2 separate regions of the Homo sapiens genome follow, and region 1 is linked to region 2. Evidence: chromatin loops called from intact Hi-C (ENCODE). Cell type or tissue: mammary epithelial cell. All regions are shown on one strand.

What was found. A loop is a pair of places that touch in the nucleus more often than their neighbours do. Peaks named below come from ENCODE experiments on the same cell type or tissue, not always from the same donor. Only the 100,000 strongest peaks of a DNase experiment are listed, where the experiment ranks them.
Region 1: a loop joins it to region 2, with 2.0 times the contacts of the local background. A loop is called at or near these places in 1 of 110 quality-filtered maps.

Annotation. Positions count from the first base shown.
Region 1 is chr2:7,739,161-7,747,160 of GRCh38, reverse strand. No RefSeq gene overlaps it. Among named protein-coding and RNA genes, the nearest start is that of LINC01871, 17 kb to the right of the region's middle. In mammary epithelial cell, no CTCF peak of the experiment used is centred here; no DNase peak of the experiment used is centred here.
Region 2 is chr2:7,688,773-7,696,772 of GRCh38, reverse strand. No RefSeq gene overlaps it. Among named protein-coding and RNA genes, the nearest start is that of LINC01871, 33 kb to the left of the region's middle. In mammary epithelial cell, no CTCF peak of the experiment used is centred here; DNase peaks (open chromatin) are centred at 3,912 and 4,312; H3K27ac peaks cover 1,797 bases.

The DNA.
Region 1 (8,000 bases), 50 kb before region 2:
CGCACCTGACAGCCTTTCAGGTTTTATACACTACTGTTATTATTCACTATTATTATATGAACTTTATGATTTTTAATACTTTTATTTTTCTGTGTCATAGATTTGCTCTCTCATTTTCATTATTTCAAAAAATTGATCCTTAAAATTTCTGATCTATCTTGCTATTTTCCATATTTTGATAAGTTTTATTCACTTTCAGTTCATTCTTTTTGTTTTCCTTAGAGTTGTCTTTTATTTTTCAGTTTTTTTGAAATCAATCTCTGTTTCATATCTATTTGTTATTCTGTGACAAATAGGGTACTTTAGGATATGAATTTAACTCTGGATATAAATTTGGCAGCACCCCTTATGGTATATAACTGTAATGAGAGGCAGTTTTTTATTTTAATTTTTATTTAGATTACATATGCATGTTCCCTGTGTTTCAGAGCTACATGTGTGTTTCTCATCTCTGACTAGATGAGGGACCTCTCCCGGGTTTTAGATATCCATGGGCTAATGTCTTTCCTATGTGATTCTAAGTTCAGATGGAAGTGCACAGCTCTCCCTTAAATTATGTTCGGTTGAAGGTTTTCATCAGTTTTATTTTGCTAGCTTGAGTTTGAATCCTCCAATTGGTCAGTGTCTGACTATAGTAGAGAGTTTGAAGCATCCTGCAATTCTTTTTTGAGCTGATTTTCTACACGAAAGTGAATACAAGCTGCATCCATTGCCCATGAGCTTTTTCTTTTTGCCACTGCCTAGTTCCTTAAGTTAAAAAAAAAAAAAAAAGAAAAAACATTCTGCTTAGAAGGTGAGTATCCCAAGATGCAAGACTGCTCTGCTCATGCCCTTTTTCTTCCTTGTCTCATGGGCTGGGAGTCTGAGTGGGAATAGACGGGGGGTGCGTGAGCTGGTATGGAACACTGGGCCACTCAGGTAGCGTGTTCACTCAGCAAGAGGATCTCTGTCTCTGTTCATCAGTATTTGTTTTTGTTTACTTATTTTTTTATTGTTTGGTTGTATCTTGGCTCATTTTACAGTCACTACAAACCCTGAGATCCCTAAGAAGAGGCAGGCAACAGAACAGTGTTCAAAAGTCTTTTCCTACCATTTTTGGAGCCATCTGGCTTATTTTGACATGCAGGATAGAAAGTGGGATATTTAGTCCAAGAATATATTTCTTGGTACCTACACACATAGAAGATATATGTAGGGGGAAATACTGCCCCTTCTTGAGTCTATTGTCCATTTTTATCTCTAATGTACTGTGTTGATAGATTTTACTTTAATATGCCTTTATGGGTATTTTAATGAGATGGAAGGAACATTATCTGCCATGCTAAATGGAAGCCTCCTTTAATTCTTGAGTAACATGAGGAATTGGTAGGGACTTCTATTGATTGGAAGCATCTGTTTTGTCAGTATGGGATTCATTTCAGTCTTGGAGATAACCTTAAAAGCAGTATGAGAGAACAAGGAGGAATAGAAATCACTGTCACTTTTGTAGCCCTAAATCTATTGTTTCTCAAAGTCTTGAAGCTGTTCTAGCAGTTTAATTTGATTGGTACAGATGTGAAAGTGGAGCAGCCCTTGGCCTTGGGCTATGCGCCTGTGATTTATTTATTCAACAAATATTTATTGTGTGCCAGGTTGCATACTCATCACTGAGTACAAAATGGTCAGAAAGACACTTGGCTCCTGCCTTTTCGGTTACATATCTTAATGAGGAGGCAGACCAAAACCAAAAACTCTGCAGCAGCATGAGTAAAGAAAAGTCAATTGAATAAAAGCATTGGCAAGTTGCATTGTGTAATGAATAAAAAACTAGATACGTTTTTAAAAATATTAAGTAGAAAGCCGTTTTCCTCTGGTCAGGGAAGTCCTCTTCAAGACAGTGATATTTAAACAGAGCCAAGCTTTGAGAATTAGAAGCGGTTAAATGAAAGGTAAACAGAAACCACTATCGGTATAGGTAATAGCATTTATAAAGGCCCAGAGAAACGAAAAGAAAAAAAAAAAGAAAAAAAACCCAAACCATAAAGCTCTGTGTTTGAGAGTCAGAAAGATAACCAATGTAGCTGGCGGTTCTGACCAAACAGGAGTGTGGCAGGAAATGAGGTCAGTGAGACAGGCAGGGGCCAGATCTTGCCTGGAATTGTAAGCATGGTGAGTTTATGATGAGAAGGTCCTAGTGAGAACGTCATGGTGACAAGGTTGTGGTAAGATGGTCATGGTGAGAAGGTCATGGTGAGAAGCTCGTGGTAAGGATGGTAAAGAAGTATTGGAAGGATTTATATAGGACAGTAATATGATATCAGTTTTGTAATTTATGAACATTACTTTTACTGCTGTTGTAGAACAAATTAGAGAAACGTAAGTTAGGAACCCTGTTAAGATGGTGCTGCAATAATCCAGTGAGAGTTCATGGTGACCTCTGTTTTGATAGGCAAGGGGAGAGATGAATTGGTGCATGTAGAGAGAGGTCATTGGCTTAGTGGTAGGCATGTAAGGGGTTTTGAGCCTGATGACCTCTATTTGCAATGATCATGAGGGTGCATGTAGATGGATGGTAGAGGTCTGATTAACAAGAAGGTTTGAAAAACTAGTACTGGGAAAACATAATTTTTTGGCTACTATATAGCATCAGTTAAGGTTTGAGATCATGAGTTTAAAATGAATCCCCTCCGATTTAAAGTTATACCCAGCCATTAGAGAGACTTACCATATGTTGACATGAGTCCTTGCCCTATTACTACACCTGCTGCTAATTCTTGGGCTGGTAATTACTTTGCTGGTGCAGTTTTTGTGCCCTGGGACAGCAGAGCTTGGCTATTTGGCATGCTTCTTTCAAGAAAATGCCAACTTTTACCCCAAAAGTTCCCAAATAAGACTCTGTCTGCAAAATATTGTCAGTGTTTACTGTCCTACTTCTCCAAGAAACCTTTGAAAATCCTGAAATCTGAACATCCTCCTCCCTTCCTCACAGTAGTCTTTGTGTCTTTCTACTAAAGCATTGTGACTTTGTGCCACTGTCTGGCCCCGCCAACAATCCCTGAGCCATCTCATGCCGTACTGGCTTTCTCTCTGAGACTGTGCTGTCTTTCTTTTTGTCTTTGGTATATAACACATGTTGACCCTTTTTCTCAAAGTTCTAACACCCACTTATTTTTCAGGTTAAAAATACCCATGAAAAGGTATTTGTTAACACTTCCTACTAGTTTATGTACCCTCTGCATTCAAAAATATGTACCACTTTTCTCTGGGAGAGGACAATCCCTTCTCACCTATAGGTATCTCAGGGCTTAGTCATGTGACTCACCTTTTCCCAATGAGGTGTGAGTGGAAGAGACACTTGTCACTTCTAGGTGGAAGCTTTCAGAGCTGTCACTTTGTTTACATACTCTTTCTTCTCCAACCCCTGAGCTCTTAGACGCATGTGTCAATGATGAGATAGCCATCAGTTCAGATCCTTTTTTGACTACAAAGAACAGAATACCACTGTTTACCTGTAATGGGCATGTAATGTGGGAAGGAAACTTTTTTTTTTATCATTAAGTTGGTTGTTTTTTTGGATTGTGTAGTGCTGGAGCAGAACAATTTGTACCAAAGAAGGAATATAATCATAACAATAACTCTAAACTATGTGACATTGACTTTAGGATGGACAGCGAGCAGTAAGAAAACTCTTAACATTTGTAAGGATGATGATCCATATTAGGTTGCAGTGAAACACTTAGGAAAACTGCCATCAATGGTAAGTTGGAAGACAAATCAGTTTCTAATAAGAGCATAGGTTTAGGCAAATAAATGGGAAGAGAGACTTTGGTAACATGGTTTGGTTGCTAAAGGTTACATTTGACAAAGGTCAATGAAAAAGAGATGAGATCAGAAAAAAAATTGTTCAATTTACAAGCAGGAAGAAAAGGAATGGAAAATTCCTAATTCAATGACTTGAAGGGTTGAGAAATATAAGCGACTCTCAGTCTCCAAGCATTCAGACTCAGATTGATGAAAATTCAGTCTTGAGGCAAGGAACAAATCAAGAAGGTCATTATCCTCTTTGTTAAACTACCAACATTTTGCTGAATTACTTTAATTAGACATAATGTTTCAGGTATAAAGAGAATTGGCTTGGCTCTTCCATGAAACTGATAGGCTCAAAATACCAGCAATTAACTCTACTGAAAGAAAAATGCATGTCTGAAAAATAATTTTGGATGTGACTACTGAAACAAAGTAGATTTGAAAGAGTTGTATTTTTGAAGATCCACCAGTGTGGTCTAAAAGCTACTGACCTTTCAGGACTTAAGGCTTGGGCCCCCAACCTTCTCTAGGGAGAGAGCATGCTGGGAAACCTGTGCAGCCCTAAAGACAGATATTTCCTATTGACCTCCTCATATGTGGTCAATATGGTAATTAAAAAGAAGAAACAATTTGAACAATGGCTCAAGAAGTAGAACAGAAACTTAAAAAGCAATGTCTGTCAGTGGGATTTCAGAGTGTTCATTGAAATTATACAGTCCTTCTATCATTGTGTTTTGCTTGTAGGGAAGAAAGTAGTTTTTGTTTGTTTTGTTTTTGCTTTTTGTTTCGTTGGGTTTGTTTTTGGTCAGTATATAGATGTCCAAAGCCAAAACAGCTGCAGCCAGACCTGCCTGTGAAATAGTCATAAGCTCCTGGACTTTGAGCCTGATACCAGGAGTAGGCTTTGGATGGTTCCTTTTGGGGAAGGAGTGAAAGTATTTGCAAGTGGAAAGTAAAAAGTGAATGTTGATAGCTGTCTGCTGTCCCTCATGCATGGAGGGCGCTTCCTTCTTCATTGATGAAGGGCATGGCTGGGAAAACGGGCAATGCCTTGGCTGAGAAGTGCACAGAAATCACTTGAAGAATCAATGTGGTGATTCACTCTTTATCAGATACATGGTTTGCAATTGTTTTCTTCCATTCCCTAGGTTGCGTTTGCAACCTGATTATTTCCTTTGCTGTGCAGAACCTTTTTAGTTGACGTAGTCCCACTTGTCTATTTTTCCTTTGGTTGCCTGTGCTTTTGGTGTCATATCCAGGAAATCACTGCCAAAATCGATGTCATGGAGTTTTTCTCCTATATTTTCTTCTAGAAATTTTACAGTTTCAGGTTTTAAACATTTGTCTTTAATCCATTTTGAGTTTTTTTGTGTGTGTATGGTGTAAGATATGGATCCCACTTTATTCTTTTACATGTGGATATTTTTCTAACTCCATTTCTTAAAGAGACTGTAATTCCCTCATTGTGTGCTCTTGGTACCCAGGGTTAAGGCAAATCCAGAGCAAAGACATGAAAATTCAAAATTTGAAATAGCTTTAAAAATGGGCAAAGTACCTGAATAGAGATTTCTCAAAAGAAGACATACAAATAGGTAACAGGTACCTGAAAAGGTACTCAGCATCACTAATTATCAAGGAAATGCAAATTTAAAGCACAAGGAGATACCACCTCATACCTGTTAGAATGGCTATTATCGAAAAAAGCAAAATATAACAAGTTTTGGCAAAGAGGTAGAGAAAGGGGAACCCTTATGCACTGTTGATAGGAGTGTATAATGGTACAGCCACTATGGAAAACAGTTTGGAGATTTTAAAAAAAATTAAAACTGAATGACCATATGATCCAGCAATTCTACCTCTGTGTATATACCCAAAAGAAATCAGGATCTCAAAGAGATCTCTATATTCCCATGTTTATTGCAGGATTATTTACAATAGCCAAGATATGCAATAAACTCAAGTGTTCGTGAACAGATGAATGGATAAGAAATTTTCTATATGCATACTATCAAATATAATTCAGCTTTAAAAAAGAAGTAAATCCTGCCACCTGTGACAACACTGGATGATCCTGAAGGACATTGTGCTAAGTGAAATAAGCCAGGCACAGAAGGACAAATACTGCATGATTCCACTTATATGAAGTACCTAAAATAATCAAACTCAGAGAATCAGAGAAAATACAGTGGTTACCAGGGACCAGGGGGGAACAGAAATGGGGGATTGCTGTTTAATTGGCATGAAGTTACAGCTTTGCATGCACGTTGAGCACTAGCGGTCTGCTGTACAGTGTAGTGCCCATAGTCAACAGTGCTGTGTTATGCACTTGCAAATGTGTTAAGAAGGTAGATCTCATGTTAAGTGTTTTAAACACACACACACACACACAAACACACACACACACACACGGAGGGACCCAAGGAAGCTTTGCGGGATGGTAGTTATGACTATTACCTTGACTGTGGCGGTAGATTCACAGGTATATGTATGTGTCCAAGCTCATCAAATTGTATACATTAAATAGGTGCAATTTTTGTATGTCAATTATACCTCATAAAGCTTTTTTTAAAAAATTCAATTAAAGAAAGAAAGAAAAAAAAGAAAAAGCAAATGAATTAGTGTGTGGTGAGCTATGCTCTTTTTGTATCTTAGCTCTTGTAATTACAGAAGCATGCATTGAGACAGCACATGCAGGAACCTGGATTCCTGAGCGACTAAGAGTGACCCTTTGCTGACCAGCAACACATATGGGGTGGGGTGGGGTAAATGAGAAATAACTTTGCTACTCTCCAGCCAGGTCAGTTAGCTTCCGTTTGTCGGGTTCGCCTGTAGGCCCCATCCTATTCTAACTGATCCACCCTATTACCACTCACAGCATCCTACACATTCTCTCTCACCAGTAAGTATATCATTAGTTTTGTAACTTTATACGTATTGGGGTGAAAAACAGTACTACTTCATCAGGTAAATATGCTTCATGAAGGATGCTTTCTTTTTTTTAGGAACTTGCACTGATCAGACACTTAAGAGACAGCAGGTGGGGCCCTAAGAGTGTGAGCTGGAGGTGCAAGAAGAGACGGAAAAAATGGGCCATTATAAACCAGAAGCTGGAACTAGGGGCTCATCAGGAGAGCACAGAGATGAGCAAAGCTCTTGAGTAATTTATCAGACCAAGCTGGAGATGCCAGAAAAGGAAGAGGACTGTTCCAACTACAGGGAGTTTAATGCTCAGCTCTAAGTCTCTTGGTTGTCTTTGTAATGGTAACCACCTCCTCTGCAGGGCAGCCTCCAAGGAGTTCTGTGAGAGGGCTGTTCTTCCAGAAAGTATCAGGCCTGGGCCGTATGTCCCTGCTTGCTTTCAGGGACATGTGAAAGAACAAGCCCCAACAGAAAAGTAAATAATAAGAACACACTTAGAAACCAAAGGTGATGAGAAGAGCTAAAATCCCCAGGACTTACAGAGATCTTGAGAACAAAGGGCTTTTCGTGGTTGATGAGATGGGCATTTGGACAGGACTTCTCTGGGTCTTAAGGGCATGGTGATCCCAGCTGGTATCTATCCGGCTTACGTTTATTTGATATATATATCCCCTCCACTATTCTGCAAGCTCCCGGGGTAGAGGGCCAGGTCTGACTTGTTCAGCGTGTTTGTTCCCATGCCTGCTACAATCCCAGGCATAAAAATACGTGATGAAAAGAAAGTTGAATAAATGAACAAATGAATGAATTATTTATGTATAAATCTATCTTCTTCACTTGATTGGGAGTTTCAGAAAGGCGAAAGCCACATCCCATGTCTCTCAGCCATCTTTCTAACTAGGGGAAGTGTCAGTGTTTGGGGATGTATCAGTCTGTTCTCACACTGCTGTAATGACACTGGGACTGGGTAATTTAAAAATAAAAGAGGTTTAATTGACTCACAGTTCCACATGACTACGGAGGCCTCAGAAAACTTACAATCATGGCAGAAGGCAAAGGGGAACCAAGGCACGTCTAACATGGAGGCAAAAGAGAGAGAGTGAAAGAGCGAGGAAGTGCCACCCTTAAAACCATCAGCTCTCGTGAGAACTCCCTCACTCCCATGAGAACAGCATGGGGGAACCACTTCCATAATCCAGTCATCTTCCACCAGGCCCCTCCCTCAACATTTGTCTGGTGGACTTCCTTGTGTCCTCAGAACTCAATGTCTTTGCTTGGAAACATGGATTGCTATC
Region 2 (8,000 bases):
CGCCCCTGCCAGCCAGAGAGCAACCCACTTTGACTGTAATTTTCCTTTACCTACCCACATCCTATAAGACGGCCCCACCCCATCTCCCTTCGCTGACTCTCTTTTCAGACTCAGCCCGCCTGCACCCAGGTGAAATAAGCAGCATTGTTGCTCACACAAAGCCTGTTTGGTGGTCTCTTCACACGGACACATGTGGAATCTAGAATATTAGATAGAGTGCTTTGCAATTTCCAACTGAAGTGGGTTTTCAGTTTCCTTATTTTTGACGAATTAGCACCACAGCAATTAATATTAAAATCGATGTGATCGCATATCTCCTTTAGGGTACACAATTAGCTTAAGCCATCTTAAATGCCAAGAGACTGAGCAAATCTGAAACCTTATTTAAATTAATATTAACACGTGCCTATAAAGTGGTGATGTAGAGTGATAAGGGTAGAATTTGGAGTCACGTAAAACGGGTTTGAATTGCTAACAGCTTGACCTTGCACGAGCCATTAGTTTATCTTCCCAGTGTCCTTATTTACAATGTCTCTGTCAGGAAAGTATGTCACATATTTGTAAAAAGAATTAAGTTACATAATTCAACTAATGTAGAATCTGTTACACAGTAAGCACTTAATAAATGCTAGTTTTCATATATGCATGTAAATGACCAATTAAAAATATACATCGAGAGAGTGTTGTGTATGTGTCCATGTGCATGCGCTTCTCTGTCCCACTTTTATTCAGTTCTCATTTCTACCATTCCAATATAGCTTTGTCTTTTTCTCCCACTGAAATTGTGTGTCCACTGGTGTGACTGCTGTTTAATGGCTTGACGTCATGGAAGGCATAACCTGCTGTGGCATCTCAGCTCTGCCTTTTTCCAAAGGATACCATTTCCTCTGCCTTCCACTCTATTACTCTGCATCCCTATCTGAAATTTCTTCTTCTTTCTGAAATTCCGCCCCACTTTGTCATGCCCGTCTTTAAAAGGTAGATTTAAAATGGTTGTATACATGAGAAACCAGACTTTGGAGGACACTGAACTAAATAAAGGTACATTGTTTCCTAATAACATATGTTAGACTATATTTTTACTTAAGAAAATTTTCTTTTAAGATATAAACCCAAATCTGTTTCTTTATACAAATATTTATTTTCCTCTGTTGTGTAGGCACATGCCTTGGATATTATAGCACTGTCTAGAATAGCATATTTTCATCTCTTTAGCAAACTTATAAAACATAAGAGCCTGGAATCGTATATTCCTGGCATCTCTTCCAAGATGAAAGGCACTTCTCTTACTGAAGCTATGAACTCTGGATCCTGGCTTTGACATAGGTCTGATTAGACACTTCTGAGATATCTGAACTGGAAGGGGCCATGAGTGTCCTGTGGGTGTTGGGCTATTTTCCTGCATATCGTCCTTCACTCTTCCCAAGCTCTGCTGTGAATCTCAGGTGGGCTCACCCCTCTGGGCTACCTTTCCCAGGCTCCCAGGTGAGCTCAGTTTGGACAATGAGAAGCTCTAGAGGGACATTGGAAGGTGGGAGGAAGGGAGAAGCCAAGCTCATTCTCTCTTCCTCCTAAGATGGGAGCCCCCATAGTGACTGCATCTCCTACCAGAGATGCCCTCCATGAACCAAATTTTCACCTGGTGACACTGACCTCTGTGGTCTCACAACTACAGACCTTTCTTTCTCTCCTGCATCCTAGGCTAGGGAGTGGCTTCCTGTGCCTGATTGCTTGGTTCCCTCATCATTCCATGTTTGGATTTTTCAGCTCTCCCATTGCCTATGTAAACCGTTTCCTATATTGATCTCCTCTCTTTGAAACAGAGTGGCTTTCTTTCTTATTTGAAACTTGATTGATACAAGTGTCCTATTGTCTAGGGCTTTGCAAGCTCTTCTCCTCAGTACCATAGGGTTTTTTCAGAGCTCCTTACGGCCTCCTGCTGACTCAAGAGGGGAAAGGGCAAAAAAGCAGCAGTGGTGCGGCCACTGTAGCTGTGCAGATACAGCAACCTGTCAGAAATGGTTCCTGCATGCAAGAAGCTCACAGTTTAGTAGAAATAACTCTCATGCATTTGTGAATCTGTGACGTTTATGTTGGACTGAAATGTGACTTCTGATCTCATTGTCTGAGGAAGGTTTTTTCTTGCTAAAGATATGAATGACTGAATCAATCAATCAATCAATCAACCAGTGGGGAAAGAGCATTGTATCAGTTGCCATGGGATTTTGCCTATGCGTCAGTAGGGATAAAATGCACAGGGAAAGAGCATTGCATGAATGAATGAAGAAATGAACAAACAAACAGAGAAAGAAGGCTGTATCAGTAGCCAAGGGTTCTTGTCTAAACTCCGCTATTAATTTGCAAGTTTCCTTTGGGGAAGTCCCTCCTCCTTCCTGGGCCTGTTTTCTCATCTATATAATGACGAGTTTTTACCAGGAAAATAGGTTTCATTGTGAATGTGAAATGTGACAGTTGATAGTAGTTTCTTGTTTACTCTAATGCGAAGGGTGTGGCTGAGGCCCTGGAGCCTTGGTGGACAAAAGTATCATGCCTGTGTGAGCCCGGGGCGGGGACACTGTATATCCTCGTGGATGGGTACTGTCTAAGGGCAGACTGGTCAGATGTTCTGTTTCTCCATTTTAACTGACTAATTGGCAAATAGCCTCATCTGAGGCTTTCTCCGCATACAGAGGTGAGTGGAAATTACTGTTGCTCAGGATGAAAGAACATGATCTTTACTGAATTGCAGCATGAAGGATTCCTCCCCACTGTAACTGCCCATTTGCCTATCTGTCTTCCACACTAAAGTGAGAGTTTCTTGGAGATAAGGATGATTCATTGGCACTGGTAGATCCTCAATATCTAATACAGGTGTAACTTAGGCTACATAGTGGGAATTGTTCGTTAGATTTGATGTATGTGACGCAAATCGTGGAATGTATCTGCAGATAAGCCAGGGGCCAAGGCTGCACATAAATATGAAGGTCAGTATCAAGTGGCCTCTGTCTTAGCCAGTAGAGCCCAAAAAGCAGAGCTTCAGGCAGGGTGTGGATGCAGGTCACTTATTTTGGAAAGTGGAATCGGAAAAGAGTAATATAAGAAAGGAAGTAGAGGTAAACTAGGGGTGTTTACCAAGCTGATTACTGCCGGTGGTGACTGGGGATACCTGGGGGATCCCCCACAGTGCAAGGGTTGGACAAGGGTATATTTATGAACTATCTTCCATCCTCCTTTGTTTAAGGGTTGCCCCCTGGGGTATGAACTTTCTCGGACTTCTAGATTAGTCCAGGCATCAGGAAGACTGGGGAGTTGCCTTACGACTCCCACTTGGCAGTGACGGAGAAGCCCTAGGGCAGAAAGCAAGAAGTGGCAAAGTGTGCACCTAAGTAGCAAAATGTGCTAAACGTGGTTTCAACAGCAATGAGGGAATTTAACAACATGGACAGAGAGAGAGGGTGAGAAGGATCACAGGAGAGGTCTGACACAAAAGCTTAAGGTGAGTCTTCTTTAGTTCTTTGGAGGTGACCGTAGGGAGTTGAGGACACCAATATCCATTTTTCTTTTGCATTTCATATCACCAGAGCTGCTGCAGCTCAAAGACAGAGTAGATGCACAGAGCCACTGGCATTGCTCTCCAAAGCTGCTGTCTAGTGCCCTTGGCGATAGGCCAGGAGGTCTCCTGGGGCTCAAGCTGTCTGAGCCTGGGCCACATTGCTACAGAGCTTAGATAAGACTCCATGGAGACAGGAACACCCAGGTCCATCTTTACAACTCACATGCACTCAGCTCTTCAGGACTTGAGGCTGCCTCATCTGAACTTGGGTCACCTCTATGGACTCTCATTGGCTCACTGTCATTGGCCAGCCATCCAACATCTCACAAAGCTGTTGCAATGCTGGCAGGGTGGGGTTGGTGCAAGGGCTGAGAGACAGGCCAAAGGAATCAAAACTATGAATGGGTGGGAGCAACAGGACTGTGGCTCACAGCTGTGTTGCACAACCTATATGCTGATGACAAAACCACAACATTAATTTAAAAATGGAAGAGAATGTCTGTGTGATTGAGGGAAGGGGAGAACTTTCAACAATTTCCAGAGCACTAAATATGAGGCAAAGATTGGTTAATTTGATTACCTCAAAATTAAGGTTTTCTGTTCAAAATGAGAAGAGGGAAAATAATTTAAATGTCTGAAATTGGCAAGAGATTAATATCTGTATTACAAAAGGAATTCCTAACAAGCACATGAAGAAACTTTTTAGTCATTAATAATTAGATAAACAAGACATACAGAAAGCTATGACTCCAAGCCTATTAGGCTGCTGAGAAAACCACAAAGGGTGTAAAAGATGATCATATCAAAGGTTGACAGAGATGTGCAATACAGGAATATGTTCTAGGAGGATACAGGTGGGTGCAGTCACTTTGAAAACCAACCTGATAGTAATCAATCAACTGAAGTATAGATACATCTTACAACTCCAGAAATTCTTTCCCCACGTACACAGCCCTCAGAAATCCTTCCACATATCCATGAGAAGACTTGCACAAGGATGTTTATTGAACACAGTTAGTGATGCCAGCCAGCTGCGACTTCCTGGGAGGAGGTGGTTCAATTGTAGACAGACATTGTGGAGGAGTGAGCAGCAGTTTGGGGCACAATTTGGGTGCTTTGGTGTCCTACAATCTCATGAGAGATCTTAAAAATGTGGTACTTAATGAAAATGTAAGAAGAACAGGGAGAAGACTGACACAGTGACAATTATTTCAATACTACCCATTTTAAAAAAGAAAGACACCCGTCATATAATATTAAAATTGTTGATAAGGGGAAGTAGAAATGTATTATGAAGATAAAAGTGAATAAATAATGAAACGAGAATCTCGCATGACCAGTGATAATGATGTACAGTAAACTGAAGAGTGTGTGTGTTTAACTCCATCATTTGCATTTCTGTGTTTGAGGTTAAAAATCAATATATAATTGTATAAAGTTCTCTACTTTTTTTGTTGGTTTTTATCTTTCAAATTTTATTTTTACTATTTTTTTATTTATTGATTTTAAGAGAAAGGATCTCACTATGTTGCCCAGGCTGGTCTCGAACTCCTGGGCTCACATGATACTCTTGCCTAGGCCTATCAAAGTGTTTAGATTACAGGCATAAGCCAATGCACCTGGCCCTATAACTCTCTATTTAACCTAACTATAATATTAAGGAGACATAAAAGGAAACTAATATATAAAATAATAAGTATATGGAGATACATAATGCTCTGACCCAAATTCCGAATTCTTTTGTATTTGAGAGTTACAATTGCAGATGATACAGGAGTTGCAGAGGGCCCTCAAATATCACCAGCAGTGTCTCAGTGAGGTTGTGATTTTTCAGTTTTGTGGCTGTTGGTAAAATCCCCAATAACACAAAGCATATTCTACTTTTGAATTAAAAAGTAGCGGTGTTCTTGGAAAATTAGTAGGTATTAAAGCTGTGCAAAGAAAATTGTGTGTTTCTATTTGTAAACTATAATTAAATTCTAGATTCAAATAATTTTTAAAAGCTTTTCCACTCACATGAATATCAGGTGAGGGATGTGAAAGTTGCATAAAATAAAGAGAAGTTTTTATGGCACATAATTGTCCTATAAATTGGAGGGCATCTGGCATCCAAACAAATGCCAGTAAATCCCACCCCCAAAGGTTGTGACAAAAGGATACACCCAAATACTGATGATTTCTCCTAGGAGGGGATACAGTCTTCATTGATCTCTATTGGGAATATAAAATTCAGAGTGACTCTAGTGGAAATCCAATTTCTTTTACTCTATATGGTAAAACTTCTATAATCTTCAGGTTTTAGAATTTGACTTTATATGGTATCTTGAAAGCGAAGGTTAGAAAAAAGGTAAAATCTCTTATAAAATGATTTGTAGGAGATGAGAATTTCATTTAAATTGACCTGAATGAGGTAAGCCTTGGTGGTCTCTGGTATGCTACAATCATCGATATAACAACGGAAGCAATGAATACCTGGTTATTTCCCAGGGAAAACCCCCAATCCTGGTTCAGTTGGAAATAACTCACGGCACATGAGAAAAGCTAAAATAATGATTAATTAGAACATGACTATGGGGAAGCTATGAACATGTTGTTATAATAGCAGCAATTTTTGCTTTACTTATTGAAAAGTCACATGGATTATAATAACTACTCTTGGTCTGATATTGGTTTCCTTTCATATTTTCCAAACTTTTAAAAAAGAGGATTCTATTTTCAAATGAGCTATTAGGTATATCTGTAAAATGTAAAGCAGATGAAAGATAAAATCAGTATTTTGTAATGCAAATATATTTTATAAGCTCAAATTTATAACATTTTCTTATTATAATATCAAGTAATTACAAAATGAGGCAGTTTTTTGGCTTAATTGAAATCAGGGTTATGGATGATAGCCCAGTCTGATTGTTAGCATTTGATTTATCCTGGATTTTTGCTGCGACTGTACAAGATTAAAATATCCTGATTCATTATACATAGGTGGTTGCAATTTCTTTTTAAGTTTGCCTTGCATTCTCAAGACTTAATGTATAAATCTGTTGCCAAAGCCTAAAATATAAATGATAAAATTGTCATTTAAAAATTAAACATATCATCAGCAATATGAAACTTCTCTTGTAGCCAAACCATAGTACCTGTTCTTGTAGTGAACACATAAATCCAAAAGCTAGACAGATAGTAAAACCAACTAAACTAAACCAAACCAAACAAAGAGAGAAATCACTTAAGCCCTGAAACTAACTGCATTAGGACACATCACATAGAGGTGTGTCATATTAATATGTTCTCTTTTTTTTTTTTTTTTTTTTTTGGATGGAGTCTTGCTGTGTCTCCCAGGCTGGAGTGCAGTGCAGTGGTGTGATCTCAGCTCACCAGGCAGCCTCTGCCTCCTGGGTTCCAGCATTTCTCCTGCCTCAGCCTCCCAGGTAGCTGGGATTACAGGCATGCACCACCACGCCTGGCTAATTTTTGTATTTTTATTAGAGATGGGGTTTTACCATGTTGGCCAGCCTGGTCTCGAACTCCTGACCTCAGGTGATCCACCTGCCTCAGCCTCCCAAAGTGCTAGGATTACAGGCTTGAGCCACCGTGTCCGGCCCATATGTTCTTTTATTTCACAGATTGTAATGAAACTGGGGCAGGAGCACGAGTCATTCACAGGTGCCTGAGCCTTGCCTGGCACTGATGGAAGAAGACCCATAGCTGTGACAGTACCCAGTACACACTTGGATTTCAGGTAAGCACGGATCCTTGTGGAAGTTTGAGTCTTCTCAAGGTCAATGGAGACCTAGAATCTTTTTCTTCAATCATTTACCTGATATGAATTTAGACATATTCACAGAATACATGAAAAAAGATGTTCAGATCTGTTTTAAAATAGGGTATCCTAGTACTACAAATAAATGCATTGGACCAGTATGTTAAAATCTGATGCAGAACTGCACTGTTTTAAAATTGTTAAATATGAATATTAAACATAAAATTCTGAGATGCCATTTACACAGCTGAAAGCAATCATTTGTAGAATCTGTCCTATTTAAAAGTAACTGCATTTTTAAAGAGATAGTTAGATGTTTCTAGTTAGAAACATATTCTTAGTACCAAAGCACAGAAGAAGCTAGAAACAAACAGACTTCATGGCTATCGATGAGTTTCCACTCCCTGGCTGCCATTCCCCTGATTGTTTTGGTTCTTAATCTTCTTATGCCCTATAATGATATTCATCATCTTTTAATGTACTGAATAAGGTAGTTTTGAGGATCCAGTAATCACTTTTTGTGGGAGTGCTTTGATAAGACATTTCAAGCCTTCTCTGCCTCTTACAGATGTGTAATTTGCCTTGTAAACAAGATCCGGGCTTTGCATGCTCGTTGTAAGACAGTAGGTGTCATTCTAAGATAGACATGTCATTCCAAAAGGAAGTTTAATTATAAGACAGCCATGCTTA